Regions from separate parts of the Homo sapiens genome. Here region 2 is linked to region 1. Evidence: read pairs that join two places in POLR2A ChIA-PET (ENCODE). Cell type or tissue: B cell. All regions are shown on one strand. Links, peaks and the distances in the headings refer to the core of each region. The heading gives the core; the rest is flanking DNA.

What was found. Peaks named below come from ENCODE experiments on the same cell type or tissue, not always from the same donor. Only the 100,000 strongest peaks of a DNase experiment are listed, where the experiment ranks them.
Region 2: POLR2A ChIA-PET joins it to region 1 with 6 read pairs; 6 of 35 experiments call an interaction of 5 or more read pairs at or near these places.

What each region holds. Positions count from the first base shown.
Region 1 is chr16:84,484,527-84,493,927 of GRCh38, reverse strand. MEAK7 (MTOR associated protein MEAK7) reads left to right here. Exons shown (of 8, transcript NM_020947.4): 4 at 4,506-4,650; 5 at 6,869-7,297. Among named protein-coding and RNA genes, the nearest start is that of MEAK7, 15 kb to the left of the region's middle. In B cell, for the core only: no CTCF peak of the experiment used is centred there; no DNase peak of the experiment used is centred there.
Region 2 is chr16:84,262,286-84,271,686 of GRCh38, reverse strand. It overlaps the pseudogene RNA5SP433. Among named protein-coding and RNA genes, the nearest start is that of KCNG4, 27 kb to the right of the region's middle. In B cell, for the core only: no CTCF peak of the experiment used is centred there; a DNase peak (open chromatin) is centred at 5,116.

The DNA.
Region 1 (9,401 bases), core at 1,484-3,983:
AGTATTTGGGCCTGTCAGAAAGTGACATCCTTTACTTACAGATCAGGACCCTGTAAAGGACAGTGTGAGGCCAGTTTGTCCAGTGGCTTTTATCAGCTCTACAGGTCAGCTTCATTTTCTCAAGGTAATCTGAAAATGCTGTTCCAGTCAAAGCCTTCATGAAATAACCAGTGTTTCCAATTATGTCCTGTTATAAAAGAAAACAGATTCTTATTGAATGTATGCAAATAATTATATTGCCATAAATTAAGAATACTCACAAATAGTTTCCAAATTTTAGAGAAATTAGGTAGACAGAAAGGGATTATGTTTTAAATTTTGCTCACTAGAGTATATTTTAATTGTTAAAAGCTGTAAATAGCTTAAAAGAGAAAGTTTTCTTGACTCTGGAAAAAAAACAGCTAATGTTGTAAACAAAATGTCATAAAAGATTATTTCGGTCATCTGTTAGTTCGGTCCACGCAATTAACTTCTTGCTTGCTTGATATTGGATCGGCAATCCTCATGAATACGTCAGCCCCCTATGAGTCCTAGAAGTTTTCCTTTCTATTCCAACAGCACAATCTCTGAAGTTATCGGAACCGATATTTAAGAGTACTCTTCAGAGTTCTATAGCTGACTATAAACTGCCCTATAAAAGGATCAAAGTAAAACAATTGTGGATGTCAAAAGTCTTAGAACAGCCATGGTTAAAGACACAATTGACAAGGAAATTTGGGTACTTCTCTGGCATACAACAACTTTACATAATAGTAATTACTACTGATAACATATACTAAGACACATCAGAATCACAGGAATCTCATAGAATTTTGGAACACATACTAATAACACACTTACATAAATGTGGTCCAAAGATGGTTAAACACCATTTCATATTTGACAGTGCTTCCTGTATGATTGTATTATACCAAGTAAGCCCAATATGTCTCCCTTGGAGCTCAAGGGACCTAATATCAAAACAATAATTGAGGTCAAAAGGACTGAATTTTGAATTTGATTCTGGAAAGTTTGTCAAATATCAGAAGTTTAAAACACTTGATATAGGCTGGGCGTAGTGGCTGACGCCTGTAATGCCAGCACTTTGGGAGGCCAAGGTGGGTGGATTATCTGAGGTCAAGAGTTCAAGACCAGCCTCGCTAACATGGTGAAACCCTGTCTCTACCAAAAATACAAAAATTGGCCAGGCGTGGTGGCACACACCTGTAGTCCCAGCTACTCGGGAGGCCAAGGCAGGAGAATCGCTTGAACTCGAGAGGTGGAGGTTGCAGTGAGCCAAGATTGTGCCACTGCACTCTAGCCTGGGTGACAGAGTCAGACTTCATCTCCAAAAATAAATAAATAAATAAATAAATAAAATAAAACACTTGATATCACAAAATAAGATCACAGGTCATTGTAAAATAAGTCATTTAGCCAAAGTGCTAACTCAAAGGTTTTGAAAAAAAGGGTAAAAACCTTTATTTTTTTGAGAGAGGAGACTTAATTTCCCAAACAATAAGCCCTAATAAAGACAGTATGAGGCCACTTAAATCTCTGTGAAGTCTTATAAACAAATCTATTAAATTTTAATCATCTTGACCATAAGATGTAATTTGTATAAACCTTTTTATAACCTTTTATAATTCTTTAAATGAAAAGGTGGGTTATGCTCCAAGAAAACCTTGTTAATCTGACACAAGGACCCAGATGCTGGTGTTGGATCAGTGTATGTTTGATATTAATATTTAATTTACAGAGAACCTCTGAACTAATTTTCTCTCTCAAAATCGGCCCTTACAATCTCATACATCCACCTCTTCCACAATAGTCCCTGGGCCTAGAGGGGTTAAATATTTTAAATTTCAGGCCCTGTGTCTCGTGAACACAGTTTGATTGCCATCTTTTCCTGGGTCTCAAAATGAGGCTTTAATTGTTTTCAGTGTTGAAGATTTAGCAGGATTCAAGTCTCTTTTAGCCCTAGGAATCACAGCCCTGTAACTTAACAGCAAAAGGACTTTAAAAACAATACAAAATGTTACATGGATATGATAACCTTAATTTAAAAAAATTTAAATCTGTTTTCTTTTTTCTTTTCTTTTTTTTTTTTTTGAGACGGAGTCTTGCGCCTTCACCGAGGCTGGAGTGCAGTGGCGCGATCTCAGTCACTGCAAGCTCCGCCTCCTGGGTTCACGTCATTCTCCTGCCTTAGCTTCCCAAGTGGCTGGGACTACAGGTGCACGCCACCACGCCCAGGTAATTTTTTGTACTTTTAGTAGAGATGGGGTTTCACCATGTTAGCCAGTATGGCCTTGATCTCCTGACCTCGTGATCCACCTGCCTCGGCCTCCCAAAGTGCTGGGATTATAGGCGTGAGTCACCGTGCCCAGACGTTTTTTTTTTTTTTTTTAAGACAGGGTCTCGCTCCGTTGCCCAGTCTGGAGTGCAGTGGCACAACCTCAGCTCACTACAACCTCTGCCTCCCAGGCTCAAGCGATTCTCCTGCCTCAGCATCCCAAGTAGGTAGGATTACAGGTGTGTGTCACCATACCTGGTTAATTTTTGTATTTTTAGTAGAGACGGGGGTCTCATCATGTTGGCCAGGCTGGTCGCGACCTCCTAACCTCAAATGATCTGCCCACCTTGGCCTCCCAAAGTTAATTTTTGTATTTTTAGAGATACAGTTTCACCACGTTGGCCAGACTGGTCTCGAACTCCTGACCTCAAGTAATCCACTCGCCTTGGCCTCCCAAAGTGGAGGGATTACAGGCGTGAGCCACCACGCCCAGCCCCCTACTTCTGTTTTTGATTTAAATAATTTGAATTGTCTCCCTTTTTTCTGTCAGTGTAGCTAAAGATTCTTCATATTTTTGTTGATCTTTTCAATGAACCAACTTTTGGTTTCATTAAAGAGTAGCTGTGTAGTAATAACTTTTTTAGACAAAAATCAGGTAACACAGTAGAAAAGCAGCTTAAGAGCTGAGAGGAACTGGTCTGTTTATAACTTTGGGGTTCTGTAAAGAAACAAATTTCTCTCAGAAACGAGTGTGGCACCTTCTCTGTTTTCTTTAAGGAATCCCAGACTCTTAGACATTATTTTAGGTCCTTCATACAGCGGAGGGTAGCAAGAGGAAGGAGAGACACGCAGAAGCAAATGGAGAAAAAAATTCAGTTGATTGAGAAGGAAATAAATCTTCTTTTTTCTAAAAACAAGACCCTAGGAGAGACAAAAAGGCATTATGTCCCTTTAAATACACACACACACACACACACACACACACACACACACACACATCTTGATTAGCTTTTAATTAAGCTGACTTTAACCATTGAGCTCTTTAAAAAAATCATTTTAAATCTTTTACTACCGTATTTTACCTGGGACAAAAATGACTGGTATTTCAAAAGTAACACAAATATCAAACCAGAAAGGATTTTGATGTAGGAACCAAACTCAGGCTGTTGAGGTAAAAAAAAAAAAAAAAAAAAAAAAAAAAAAAAAAAAGGCGGGGCAGAAACTTAGCCGCCCAGCGAGAGTGTGGGCCGCTGCCCTGGGTCTTTTAGTTTGGGCCTGGCTAGTAAAGGTTATGGAAATAAAGCCCCTCAAGGCAGTCAAAATGTTTTTTTCCTTTTGGTGGCCTTGCTCTTTCCTTCTTTTTTTTTTTTTTCCCCCAGCTATGGGAATTTAGCCAATTCAGAGGCCTTGTTTCCCTATAATTTGGAACGTTCCCTCGGATTTGACCAAGTCAGGTAGAGTTGATCAAACCAAGTGGGAAAAAGACTGAAACAATAAAAACAGAAGCCACAAATAAAAACAGTTCAGCAAAACAAACACACGCTCACACAGTTTGTACAATTACTGAGTGCTCTAATGGTAAGGAGAAGACCATTGGTAAATGAAGACCAGTTGGTTGTTTAAGTTTTAGTCATCAGGAGAATTTTTAAGACAAAACCCCAATTCATCTACTTTCCTAGGAGTGGGGCCCAGGCTGCAGACTGCCCTCTGCCATCTTAGAAGCAGGAAAACCTCCAATTCCCCTTCCCTGTTGGAAGCGAGCTGCAACTCCAGAAAGCAGTTGCTTGCCCTCTATCATTATGGAAACAGGAAGACTTGCCTTCCTTTTTGGAAGCAAGTAAAACTCAGCAAAATAAACCTTAGATCTCAACCAAATTTGGGGAGATCAGGGATTTTCTGGAGGGGGTAGCTCCTGGGCCTCAGCAAATCATCCTGTTGGTTTGAGCAATGAAGACAGCAGGCATTGTGGAGCTGTCCATCCTCGGGGAGTCCTAAACCCCAATACTGTTGGGATGAGGTCAGAACTCCTGGACAAAGGCTTTGGGAAAAGTTCTAGGCCAGCCAAGTGCATCATTAGAAAAACGAGTAACTACATACATTGCATGACCTTTCCCCACATTGTGGCCCATCATAGTTGGTGTTAAAGAAAATTGCCCTTCTCCATGTGGGCATGACATAGGTCTCAGGATATGGTGGAACTGTTTTTAATGGTAAAATTGTGATCTTACAGTTTACAGAGGATCTGGTTGGCTCTGTGGTGCACGTGCTAAGCCACAGACAGGAGCTGAGAGGCTGGACTGGGAAGGAAGCCCCAGGGCCCAACCCCCGGGTGCAGGTGCTGGCTGCTCAGCTGCTCTCTGACATGAAGCTGCAAGGCAAGTGTGCGTGGACGCGGTGATGCAGGTCTTTTGCTGTAGAGCGGTACCTGCTGTCTCCATTACTGTAGCTGTGTAGTAAAGCTTTGAAACCAGAATGCGTGAGCCCTCGAACCTTCTTCTAGGTTTTCTAGTTTGTTGGCATATTTTAAAATAATCCTTATTTTCCCAAAAGCAATAGGGATGTCCCCACTTCCATTACTGATTTAAATAATTTGTCTCTTGTCCCTTTTTCCTCTTAGTCTAGCTAAAGGGTTTTCACATTTTTGTCGGTACTTTTTGAAGAACCAGCTTTTAGTTTCATTAATTTTCTGTTGTCTTTCTAGTTTCTATTTATTTTCCTCTAGCTTTTATTTTCTTCCTTCTGTTTGCTTTAAATTTGTTTGGTCTTCTTTTCCTAGTTTCTTAAGATAGAATACTAGGTTATTGATTCGAGATCTTCTTTTTCAAATAAGCATTTACACTTGCACATTTCCCTTTCAGCACTGCCTTCGCTGCATGCCATAAGTTTTGATAGGTTATGTTTTTATTTTCATTGATCTCAATATTTTCTAATGTCCCTTAGGATTTTTTCATTTGGCCTACTGGCTATGTAACAGTGTGTTATTTAATTTCTCCATGCCTGTGAATTCCTCAAATTGCCTTTTAGTACTGATTTTTGATTATATTTCATTATGTTTAGAGAAGATACTTTGTATTATTTGAATCCTTTAAAATTTGTTGATGCATCATTTATGGCCTATAGTATGGTCACTTCTGGATAATGTTTAAAGCACATTTGAGAAGAATGTGTATTCTGTTGTTGGGTGAGAAGCAGTATATATTTAAATTTAATTGGGATTAAAAAAAAAAACCTTGTGGCAAATCACTTTGCAAAGCAGACTTACTTTATAAATATGTTGCCCTTTTGTTTTAAAGCCAGATTTTAAAGTACAGCTTGAAAATAGGTTATATTTCAGAAGTTAGTTTAGATGAGGTATTTGGAACTTGGAAAGAATTTTACAAGTAAGTATCAGTAATTCGTCTTATGGGTAAACTGTTCATCCATCTAGAATCAGTATGTTTTAAAAGAAGAATCATGAAAATAAAAATTAAAGTTTTCAGTGAAGTAGAAAAGGTAATTCAGACGATTAAAATTATCCTTAAGATTTCAAGTAATATATAGGTAATGAGAAATGAAACTGTTTGAAAAATAAATAGAAATGATAGGAATTTTGAATTATCAGAAGTTGGGAGTACTTTTACATTTCCTGCTTAATAAAATGGGCCTGAGTTACACAAAATATTTCAGCTTAGTCAAATTTTCGCTAGGTTGGGAATTATAATCTCTGTAAATGGGGCCTTTGTGTCAGCAAGAGCTTAAGACGTAAAAGCTCCTCTGTTCCTTGTAATAACCGAGCGGGGCAGGTTCTGGCCTTACCTCCATTTTATACCTGAGGAAACTGAGGCACAGAGGTCCAGACCTTGGCAAGGTCATGCTGTTCCTGAGCTCGGGTTTGAAGCCAGCTGTTCGAGTCCCAGGTGTGTGCTCCCACGCTCTTACTGTCACCTCCACTCTTAGTGGGTGAGGGATGGAAAATAGGGCTCCAAGTGCTGTATGATTAAGCCTGATTAGTGGCGAATGAAACCCGCACTTCCCAGATAAACTGCAGGAGTCCCAGGAAGTGCCCTACCAGCCCCTTGACTGGCTGGGAACATTCCCCTTCCAGTGACCTTGGCAGGACCGACGCCCTTGGATGAGCGGCTCCAGGTGTAGCTCAGGCATTTATTCCAGCCCCATTGCCAGGGCACTGCCATCTCGAGGGGTTCTGAAATGCTGCTTGGAGAGGAGAGAAAAGTGTTGAAGTCGGATTGTTTAGATCAGTGCTGGCCAATAGACAAAGCAAGCCCCATGTGAAATTTTCCCTTTTCTAGGGACCATGTTAAAAGAGTAAAGAGAAACAGGGGAAAACTGATTCTAATAATATGTCCTAAATACAATTTTGAAATGTAATGAATATTTAAAAATTGAGATATTTTACATTCTTTTTTCATACCAAATCTTTGAAATCAAGTGTGCCTTTTACACTGACGGCACCTCTCAATTCACACGAGCCCTGTTTTCTGTGCTCAGTAATTGCATGTGACTCGTGGCTCCCACACTGATCAGTGTGGGTTTAGATAGTAGCTAAATGGTGACATAACAGCCCCACTAATGCTGACCATCCCCTTCCCCTAGATGGCAAGAGACTTCTGGGGCCCCAGTGGCTGGACTATGACTGTGACCGAGCTGTGATCGAGGACTGGGTGTTCAGGGTCCCCCATGTGGCCATATTCCTGAGTGTGGTCATTTGCAAGGGCTTTCTCATCCTGTGCTCGTCTCTTGATCTGACTACCCTGGTCCCTGAGCGTCAAGTGGACCAGGGCAGGGGTTTTGAGAGCATCCTGGATGTCCTCTCTGTCATGTACATCAACGCCCAGCTGCCTCGGGAGCAGCGGCACCGCTGGTGCCTGCTCTTTTCGTCTGAGCTCCATGGACACAGCTTCTCCCAGCTCTGTGGCCACATCACTCACCGGGGACCCTGTGTGGCTGTCCTCGAGGACCATGACAAGCATGTGTTCGGTGGGTTTGCCTCTTGCTCTTGGGAGGTGAAGCCTCAGTTTCAAGGTAAGACTTGGTGTCCTGAACCTTGACGAGTGGCACAGCACGGGCAAAGAGCTCTGGAGAAAGGGAGAGGGTGGGGGTGCTAAATAGGGCTCTCCCATCTTCTCCAAGTGTTTCTCTAGACGCAGTCGGGGCGATAGGAAAATGTGATGCTGCTCTATGGTGTTTATCACATCAGAGTTCTTCAGGACAGGCCGTGTGACCCCCAGTTTTCAGGCGAGGACACGGGCCCAGTTATTACACGGTGCCGGGTCTATGGGGCGTGGGAGAAGTCAAGCCACAGATGCCTCCGAGGGGACCAGGAGATGGTAATTGGTTCAGATCGGACATTTTCCTTCCCTGGGCCTTCCTGCCCCTGCCCCCACCGCCACGCGTTTGCTTGTTGGAATTTGGAAGCTTTGTGCATGACCTTGAATGCACTGGATGAAAGGTTCTAAGTAAATTCTTTTCCTTCCCTCAAGGAAGAATACTCTGATGAAAAGAGTCCTTTAAAAATATTTAAAACACAGGCCAGGTGCAGTGGCTCACACCTGGAATCCCAGCATTTTGGGAGGCTGAGGCAGGAGGATCACTTGAACCCAGGAGTTTGAGACCAGCATGGGCAACATAGTGAGACCTTGCCTCTATCTTAAAAAAAAAAAAAAAATAATAAGGCTGGGCGTGGTGGCTCAAGCCTGTAATCCCAGCACTTTGGGAGTCCGAGGCAGGTGGATCACTTGAGGTCAGGCATTTGAGACCAGCCTGGTGAACGTGGTGAAACCACGTCTCTACTGAAAGTACACAAATTAGATGGGTGTGGTGGCGCATGCCTGTAATCCCAGCTACGTGGGAGGCTGAGGCATGAGAATTGCTTGAACCTCGGAAGCAGAGTTGCAGTGAGCCGAGATCATACCACCGCACTCCAGCCTGAGCAACAGAGCGAGACTCCATCTCTAGATAGATAGATAGATAGATAGATAGGTAGATAGATGGATGGATGGATGGATGGATGGATAGATAGATAGTTTTTGAAATGTTTACAGATGCGTCGCCCATCAGTGGGCTGTCCTCTGTACTTGAGAGTGGGCCACCATCCCCAGGGTTTGCCTTTGGCATTCCCCGGTACATCCTGTATCTTACCCCGCACCTCTGGAATCGTCATTTCTCCACCAGGCAGAGGTTCTGAAGGCCGGGAACTGTGTCCAGGTGGAGTTGCCCTTGCAGGAGAGCTTTCAGCAGAGGCTAGGTGGCATCTGGCTGGAATAGGTAGCAGGGGTCACCAGGTTGAGGGTTGGGCACCTCTATCTCCTAGATTGCATTGTTTCTAGGGTTTGATTTATATCTAGGTTTCAGGATGTTCTAGATCTTTATCTTAGTTCTGGGAATGGTGGGAATTCTCCCCAAATCAAAGTTTCCAGGTGCCAGCCCAGGGCCGGCCCTGCAGGTGGGCCTTTCTAGAGACAGCAGCCTCAGCCTTGCCACGGCCACTCTCTTCTGCACACCCACCTTGCCCTGCCTCCATGTCACAGGCATAGGGCATGTGCCCACCAGCCCAGCCTCGGGCTCCGGGGAAATTACACATTGCTCTGCCTCACTGCATGGCTGAAGGCTCGGCTTTAGGATATGAAGAGACCCTGAGCATCATGATCAGGGTAAAGCTGCTGCTCCCTCCAGAGCCTTTAATGTTAATTTCAGATGGACTCTGCTGGCTCTTTATGTTTTATTAACAAGCAGACTTAATCTTGCTGAAGCATGTGGGAAAAATGCAGTGGCCAAGTTTTCAAACCCGAGTTCATTCTGTTGCAGTACGTGTCCATACTCACGAAACAACAGCAGAGGGCAGCCTCACACCACGCATGGTACAAATCCGTGGACTGTGGGTCAAGTTCGGAGAGCGTGCTGTCCGCTTGTCCTGGAAATAATGACCTCTAATATCTGAGACTTTAAGTGATTTAATAGCTGTGGGACAAACAATGAAGGCAAATGCTGGGGAGGGTGGCCACCTCCTTGAGTACAGAGGATATTTCCCTGCGGGGTAATGTGGCTTCGTAAACCTTTTTAAAGGACTGTTTTCATCAGAGTGTTTTTGCTTGAGGAAAGAAGAACTGATTATACTTAGAGCCTTTTG
Region 2 (9,401 bases), core at 4,061-6,560, 220 kb after region 1:
CACCAACAAGTCCCAGCCCTCTTCTCTCTCACTTCCATGCTGGCTGCCCCATCCCCACCCTTGCTCTCTCCAAGCCCTTCCACTGTGGCTAGCAATGGGGCATTAACCCGGTCCCTAACCTACCTTTCGAGACTGTGACAACCATTCTCCAAACTCTGCCCTTCTACTAGATGGGCTTCCTTTCCATTCCTTCCAAGCAACAGGTTCTCTCAGCTCCTGGCTTGAGCAGAGACTGTTCCCTGTGCTCAGAACACTCTTCCCTATCCCTCTCAGCCTGGACAATCCTCATCTTCCTCATCAACATCATCATCACCATCATTAACAGTAATAATGGCAACAACAGTGAACATCTGAGAACTTACCATGTGCTAGACACAGTGCTAAATGTTTCACAGGCAAATGCCATTGGATCCTTATGATCTGCGAAGTAGGATTTATTGTTATGCCCATTGTACAGATGAGGAAACTGAGGCAGAGAGCTCCAGTAACTGGCCCAAGTGCTTGGCAATTGAAATAGAGATTTGAACCCAGGCAGTCTGACTCCAGAGTCCTCCTCTTACCACTACACTCTAGAGACACCCCAGATGAGTCCACACTTCCTCAAGAAAGCTCTCCACTACCAGGCAAGGTTTGCTGCCTCCCCCTCTGAGCTCTCACACGGCTGGTGCTCTGATCATAGCATCTAACTTCTGCATCATAATCGCCTGCCTCGAAGATTGTCTCCAAATAGGGCCACCGAAAATTCCTCCTAATCCTGTATGCGCCTGCCAGTCCGGACACCAAGAATCGGTGCTCTTCTCTCCTCTCCTTGGTCTGGCCTTGTGACTTGCCTTGAGCAATAGAATTCAGGGAGCCCAGGCCTTAGAAGACAGCAGCTCTCATCTCCTCTCTCAGACCCCGGCCGCCATGCTGTGAGGAAGTCCAGGACTACTAAACCATGAGATGCTCTGTGGAGACGCCTCATGGGCGAGGCCACCCTGGACGTTCCAGACCCAGTGGAGTTGCTGACAAACTCCCAGCTGTGTGGCTGGGCCCAGGTGACACCAGCAGACGACCCAGCTGAGCCCCAGCCAACCCACAGGATCGTGAGACTATCACAAATCATTGTTATGCTTGGTTCATCTTTCAGCCTTAGTTTCCCCATCTGAAAAGTAGGGAAGGTGATTCCTAGGTACCAGATTTCTCGTGAGGATTAAATAAAAGTACCTCACAAAAGAAGATGGTCAATCGTTGGCTGCCAGTTTTTTAACTCTGGACCAGCCAAGAGGACAATCGTTCCTTTTGACTTTCCCCACGTCATCAACTGCGCCCCAAGTCCACACCACGCTTGCATCCCCACACTGTCCAGAGACACAACTGTCTGCGCCTCCCAGTCTCATCCTTCTGTGTCTGCAGCCCATCTGGTGTTGCTCCCTGGTCCTGCTGGCTGGGGAACATGGGGGTGGGGCAGGCTGATGTCTTCCACTCACCCGGAGCAGCTGGCCCTGGAGTCCTGGGGACAGGTGAAGGAGACCAGAGAAGTGACTCCGTCCAGATGTGTGTACACCATCCTGCGTGGACTATGGCTTGGGCACAGAAGGGACCTGACCCACTTAAACAAATGGCTGTAAAATGCATCTCCACTATGTGGGCTACAGTCGTGAATGATTTGACCCGGACCTGTTCTCAGGCAGCAGAAACAAGAAACAAAGGATATTCCAGTTAGGGAATGCTCTCAAGATCATCTATTCCAGAAGTCACAGATGTGCGTGCCTGTGGGGTGAGGCCAGACAGAAATGTACAAGACAGGTGAGTATAACACAACAGGGCGCAGTCTAACACTGACCAGGTGCAGTGTGGTGACTTCAAGAATTTTTTTAAATGAAAGTATAACATACATATACATGTAGAGGGTGTATAACTTCAAGGCCGGTGGATTGCTTGAGTCAGGAGTTCGAGACCAGCCTGGGCAACATGGTGAAACCCTCATCTCTACAAAAAATACAAAAATTAGCCAGGCATGGTAGCATACCAGCTAATTTTTGCATTTTTAGTAGGGACAGGGTTTCACATTATTGACAGGGCTGCTCTCAAACTCCTGACCTCAAGGGATCTACCCACCTTGGCCTCTCAAAGTGCTGGGATTACACGCGTGAGCCACTACTCCCGGCCTTTAGAAACTTTTTTTTTTTTTTTTGAGACAGAGTATTGCTCTGTCACCCAGGCTGGAGTGCAGTGGTATGATCTTGGCTCACTGCAGCCCCTGCCTCCCGGGTTCAAGTGATTCTCGTGCCTCAGCCTCCTAAGTAGCTGGGATTACAGGCATGTGCCACCACGCCTGGCTAATTTTTATATCTTTAGTAGTAGCCATGTTGGCCAGGCTAGTCTCAAACTCCTGACCTCAGGAGATCCACCCGCCTCAGCCTCCCAAAATGCTGGGATTACAGGCATGAGCCATCGCACCCAGCCTCTAGAAACTCTTTGAATCACATATTAGTTATATTGTGTTATCTTCTGGTTTTTCAATTTTATTAAGGTCAAGTTTGTGATAAAGGTAAAAATATATATACATATTTATAATTTATATTAAAAGTTAAAAAGTTTCCAGTTTTACTAAAGTGAAGCTTATATTAGAAGTAAAAACAGAAGCATTCACTTTACAAGCTCCTGGAACCTGTAAAGCCCTGAATCGAGTCAGTGGTGTCCTAATGCAGAAGGTTAATGTTTGCACACGTGGCATTCTAGTTACGTTTTGAAATGGCTTCACGGTCCATTAGCCACTTTGTGGAGGCATGAATTTTCCCAGAGCACCATTTTAGCGAAGGGGACTGATGGCCCGAGAAGGAAAATGGGAGGCTGGAGGGCGCGATGCCCCATAAAACCCAGATTTCATGACACTGAGGAGATTAAGCTGCTGTGTGCCACACTGTTCATTTCAAGTGGTCTTGAGGGACTCCCTTTAATCTCCAGGTGAAAGCTGACGATTCGGAGGGTGATAATATGCAACCGTGTTCCAAAGAGTCCAGAGAGAAAACCCAGCCTGGTCCCAATTTCTTACCTTTTTTTTTTTTTTTAAATCTCTCATTTGTGGCATCTGATGAGGACTTAGTGTGATTAAAGTGGCGGCAGGAGCTAAAAGATAAAACAGCTATTTGAGGGAGGGAATTTTTCCAGCTGAGCTAGGAGATCAGTTAAATCCCTGGCTGAGATATCAAATCATTAGCACCTCCATAATCCGGGGGTGGCTTAACCCTGCCTGACACGTTGGAGTGGCGAGGGACGGGGCTGGGGGCACAAAGACCCCAGGGATGGTGCTGACACAGGGCGCCAGCCAGGGAGTACAGATAAGGCAGGCGGGTCTCCTGGGGTCAAGGTGAAGAAGGTGGCAGGAAATAGAAATGCCAGGTGTCTGCCTCTGCCCTGGAGCAATTTGTGTGCCGAGGCCAGATGAGTGACCTTGGCGAGCCAAATGCACACTGAGGCTAGGTCCTTGTCCAGGTTTTGTTGTTGTTGTTGTTGTTTTCTGGGTGTTAGGAGTTGCCTAACGGCACAAATCTGGGATGGCCTCAGGCCCCTAAACCCCACCCACGTGCCTTCTAATGGGTGGTTGTAAATTAACTCCTGAGTTCACCTACCAGCTGCAGAATCCTGACAGTGATATTAAGTCTCTCTGGGCCTCAGTTTCCTCATCTGGAGAATAGGGGCAAATGACAATGCACCTTCCACAGAGCCATGGGAGGAGAGTCTTCTAGCAAATCTCCAGGTCTAAGGTGGGTCATGCCCAGCAGGCGTCACCTCTCACCCTTCATCTCTGTAGACAGTTCATCTTAATTGTGGATGTGTTTTAACTTATTTAAACCCAAAGTGAGCTGGACACATTGAACGCTGAAGGAGAGACTGGCTCTTCAGATTCCTTCTTCCAAATGAGGCCAGGTTCCCTCCCTGACCTCAGCAATTTCTACTTCTCTCTGCCCATGCTGACACGTGGCTGATGTGTACCAGAATGGCCATGTAGCCCAAACAGGTGAAAGCACCCTTCCATACCAATTAGCAAACAGCCTCTCCCACTGCATCCCAAGTGCCCAGCTTCCCTGCGCCCTCGCCCCTGACTGCCTATGGTCTGACAACCAAAGGGTTAACCCTGGACAGCAGGGGGCTCTGAGACCTATGGCCCAGTGAATGTCATACTGTAGAGGCGCTGCACTGGGCCCACCAATACTCTCAACAGGGATGTGGCTTCCTCACCCCCTCCATTTGTAGAGCAGAAGAAACTGTGGCTCCAAGAGGGAATGTGACCAGCTCAAGGTCAATCATCCAGGGAATGGCAGAGTCAGGACCTCCCGAAGCTGTCAGACTCCTCTGGATGAGGTGAGAGCATGCAGAATGTTGGGGAGATACTGAAGGCAACCCATGCCTTGCCTCCTGGTGCACATCAACCCTCACCTCTAGACAAAGACTGCCTGGGTCTCAATCCCAATCTGCCACCTACAAGTCTTGTCATCACAGGCAAGTGACTTCAGCCTTTTGTAAGATCAAACTAATTTTCTTAGTTTTAAACAAAACAATACAACAGAGCTTTTCAACCTCACTACTGTGGACCTGAGAAAACAGATTATTCTTTGTTGTGGGTGCTGTTCAAACATCATAGAATGTATAGCAGCATCCCAGCTTCTACCCTCTGGCTATCAGTGGAACCTCCTCCCCAGTCAGGATGATCCACACATCTCGAGGCATTGCCTGCTGTCCCCTGGGCGGCAAATCCATCTGAGCAGGAGAGCCCTGCTTTATAGGATTGTTTCGAGGGTTAACAAGTTTAGAGAGAGAACCTGACGTACAGTTAGTCACTGTCACTGCCTGGTTCCTCAGTTAGGATTGGGGTTGCCTGCAAGGAATGGTGACCCTAAAATAAGTGACCTAAACTGGACAGTCGTTTGGTTTACTTGGACACAAATGGACAAACATTAGCAGTTTGGGGCTAGATGGCAGTTCGGCTCCACTTCTCTAACGTTTGAACTCGTCCTCTGGGTCCAAGGGGACAGCTACAGACACTGTGGAGAGGGGAGGGGCAGAGGGCACTTGCCTGCCAGCCAGTAAGATCCCCAGATGCCACCACCATGACCTTCCACTAACATCCCATTGGCCACAATGTGGTCACATGGTCACACCTAGTTGCAAGGGAGGCTGGGAAATGTAGTCTTTATTCTGGGGGTTGGGAGGTGGACAGCTAATGTTATATTACTGTGGAAGAAGAGAGAATTGGCTCAATGGGGTCATGGAATCTCTTGGGCCTGCTGCAGTCAGGAAGCTGATTAAAGCCAGAGGCTGTCAGAGCCATGAGGACAGAGGGCGAGATAATCCTGGGAGCATCTGGTACACTTTGCTTAATAAACCACTGGACAAGAAATATTAGCAGAGCACATAAGAAATAAACACATAGGAAACTCGCCTCTAAACAGAAATCCTGCAGAACTGACACCCATTATAATCAACTCCCTCCTCCATGCCAGGACCATGTGCCCTCCATGTTCTGTGTGAATTTGTGGCAGGAGGACAGAAACATTGGAACTGGACCAGGAATCCAGGGGACTCTACTTTCCTCTTGATTCTATCACCTGGAGGCTGCATGACTGAGATGAAGTCCCCATGCCCTCCAGGCCTCAGCTTTCTCAGTTGTACACAGGGCCAGTATTGGAGTCTCAAACAGCAAAACGAGCCTGGCCACAGTGGCTCACACGCGTAATCACAACACTTTGGGAGGTCAAAGTAGGAGGATCACCTGAGGCCAGGAGTCTGAGATCAGCTTGGGCAACATAGGGAGACCTTGTACTCTACAAAAAATAAAAAATAAAAAAACCTAGCCAGGTCTACCTGCCCATAGTCCCAGCTACTCAGGAGGTTGATGTGGGAGGATGGCTTGAGCTGGGGAGTTCAAGGCTGCAGTGAGCCATGATCGTGCCAGTGCACTCCAGCCTGGCCAACACAGTGAAACCCCGTCTCCACTAAAAATACAAAAATTAGCCAGGTGTGATGACAGGCGCCTGTAGTCTCAGCTACTGGGGAGGCTGAGGCAGGAGAATCACTTGAACCTGGGAGGCAGAGGTTGCAGTGAGCCAAGATTGCCTCACTGCACCCCAACCTTACTTCTCTAAAGACAGCCTGAGAAAAAGCCTGCCAAGAAAACAAGGGACAGTGCTCTTGCCAAGTTTAGCTTCCCACTACATCCCAAGTGCCCTTCTATTAACAGGCTATGGTGTAGAAACAGGGCTGATTATGTTTGGGGACTTGACCCCCAAATCGGCATCTGCCTTTGAGGAGGGAGCAGAGGGGAGGACCCTTGAGCTTGCAGAGACAGCGGTGACTCCATCTTGGATGCTAATCTGCCATGTTGATTTCTGATTGTCTCCAGTCCTAGGAATGCCTCTTGCTGCCTATTTTATTTACTATCCCTAGTGTAAGAACATGACAACCTTGATATCATTGGACAAATTCTAAGCTATGGCACACACGACATTCTTGCCTGTTAGGAGGGTTGCCTTTGTCTTACTGGAGCATGTACCCCCTTCCCCTGTGGTAGATGATATGGTTTTGCTCTGTGTCCCCATCCAAATCCCACCTTGAATTGTAATAATCCCCACATGTCAAGGGCACGGTCAGGTGGGGATAATTGAATCATGGGGCTGTTTCCCCCCTACTGTGTTCATGGTAGTGAGTAAGTCTCACAAGATCTGATGGTTTTATAAATGGGAGTTCCTCTGCACAGTCTCTCTTGCCTGCTGCCATGTAAGATGTACTTTGCTTCTCATTTGCCTTCCGCCATGATTGTGAGGCCTCCCCAGCCATGTGGAACAGTGAGTCCATGAAACCTCTTTCCTTTATAAATTACCCAGTCTTGGGTATGTGTTTATTATCAGCATGAGAACAGACTAACACAGTCGATAAGCCTTGGGTCTGGGGGTAACAGGGACAGAGATCTACCCGTCCTGCTGCCTCCAAGACCATGCTTCTGTCTGCAAGCTCCCCCCGTAAGACAGGCTTTATCCACAAACTCAATCTGTCTGCCTTGCTCTTTGGTGTCTCGGCTCCTTTGCCTTTTTTTTTTTTTTTTTTTTTTTTTGAGATGGAGTCTCACTCTGCTGTTGCCCAGGCTGGAGTGCAGTGGCGGGATCTCCATTCACTGTAACCTCCACCTCTTGGATTCAAGTGATTCTCCTGCCACAGCCTCCCAAGTAGCTGGGATTATAGGCGCCCGCCACTATGCCTGGCTAATTTATATATTTTTAGTAAAGACAGGGTTTCACCATGTTGACCAGACTGGTCTCGAACTCCTGACCTCAGGTGATCTGCCCGCCTCAGCCTCCCAAAGTGCTGGGATTACAGGCATGACCCACCACGCCTGGCCTCCTTTGGTTTTTGGAGGCCACATTGCATACACAGCCTTTTCATGGAACAAGCTTCCTCCAAGGCTCCCACGACCCACAGGCACCACACTCAGGGCTCACCAGCGCATGAAATCCTCACAAGCCCATTCCACAGAGAGGAAAGCTGAGGCTCAAGAGGTTAAAAAGACACACAAGGCCACACAGCAACTTCTGTGCCAACAGAGCTTAGAATCAAACCCACTGACCTCCAGGATCCCGGCCTTGTCTTGACACTCTCTTCTGATTTCCCAGACGGAAGCTCAACTTCTTCTGGGGTCTCCCTGTCACTGTCAGTCTCCTGCATTGTGGTCATGTTATGGTGACATTACAGGGAGCCAAGACTCAGCGCTCTGCTCCTGCATGGCTCATTCAGGGGCCTGGAGGCCCAGCTTCTCTCTGTGTGTCTTGTGGCATTGCAAGCTCAGACCACGGCAAGAGCCCAGAGTGTAAAAGCAGAAACACAAAGGGCTCCTCAGGTGTGTCTCAGGGATGAGGACCCTCAGACGGCCCTTAGCAACCAGATGCACACTCACCCCCAAACCCCTTCTGCAGCATCTGCAGATCACTGGGCACTCACCATCTACATATAGCTAGTTTGGTTTAGTCTTTTTGAGACAGAATCTCACTCTGTCACCTGTGCAGTGGCATGATCATGGCTCACTGCAGCCTCGACCTCCCCACACTCAAGCAATCCTCCCACCTCAGCCTGCTGAGTAGCTGGGACTACAGGCATGCACCACCATGCCTGGCTAATTTTTGTATTTTTTGTAGCGATGGGGTTTCACCGTGTTGCCCAGGCAGGTGTCCAACTCCTGAGCTCAGGGGATTCTCCTACCTCAGCCTCCCAAAGTGCTGGGATTCCTGGTGTGAGCCACGGCACCTGGTCTATTTTGCTTTACATTTTAATATAAATGGGACTGCACCAGAGACATGGATCTGCATCCTGCTTCCTCCCCTTAACAACATGCTTGAGATCCCTCCACGTCTGTTATATAGAAGGTTATCGTGTTATTTTTCATAGCTGTGTAGTATTCCACAGTGTGATGATTAATTTTATGTGTTAACTTGACTGGGCCACAAGGTACCCAGACATTTGGCCAAACATGATTCCAGGCATGTCTGTGAGAGTGCTTCTGGGTGAGATGAACATTCCATCAGTACACCGAGCAAAGCTGATCATCCTCCCTCATGTGGGTGGGCTTTGACCCATCAGTTGAAGGCCCAACTAGAACAATAAGGCTGAGAAAGAGGGAATCCCTTCTGTCTGACTGCTCAAGCTGGAACACTGCCTTTTATTTCCTACCTTTGGACTCAAAACTATATCAGCTCTCCTGGCTCCCCAAGAGAAACCTCACATTCTGGCCTATGGCCATACCACCCTGAACGTGCCCAATCTCATCTGATCCCGGAAGCGAAGCAGGGTCAGGCCTGGTTAGTACTTGGATGGAAAATCTCACATTCTGGCATTCTAGGTGGACACATCTTTTGAGGGTCACCCTTTGACGCTCTACCCTTGGCAACAATAATGGAGGTCAACATTTACTGATCCGCTTGCTACAGACCCAGTAGGCTCCCTGTGGAACCCCTCACAACAGTGCAATGGAGGAGGCGCTACTGTTGCCCATTTGGATGATGAGAAGATGCAGGCTTAGCTAGAGAATGAAGCTTCCCACTGAGGTCTTGCCGCTAGGAAGATGCAGACCTGGGCCGCTGCAACGGTCAGTGCAATCACCCACGGCTTAACCACAGTTGCAAATTCTACCCCATTAAGTGACAGGTACCATCTCACCCTCTAAAAATTACCTCAACCCCAGGCATACAATAACATCAAGCCAGGAAAATTATTGGATTTGATGATATTGAGCTGAAATGGAAATATGGATTCTCTACGTACATAAGCATGAGAATGAGCCTGTGGGAGCCCATTACATTTCCTCATTAGACTGCTATTGGCATCACTTGATTCCCTAATAGCCCATGTCCTGCCTGAAGCAATAGTGAGTC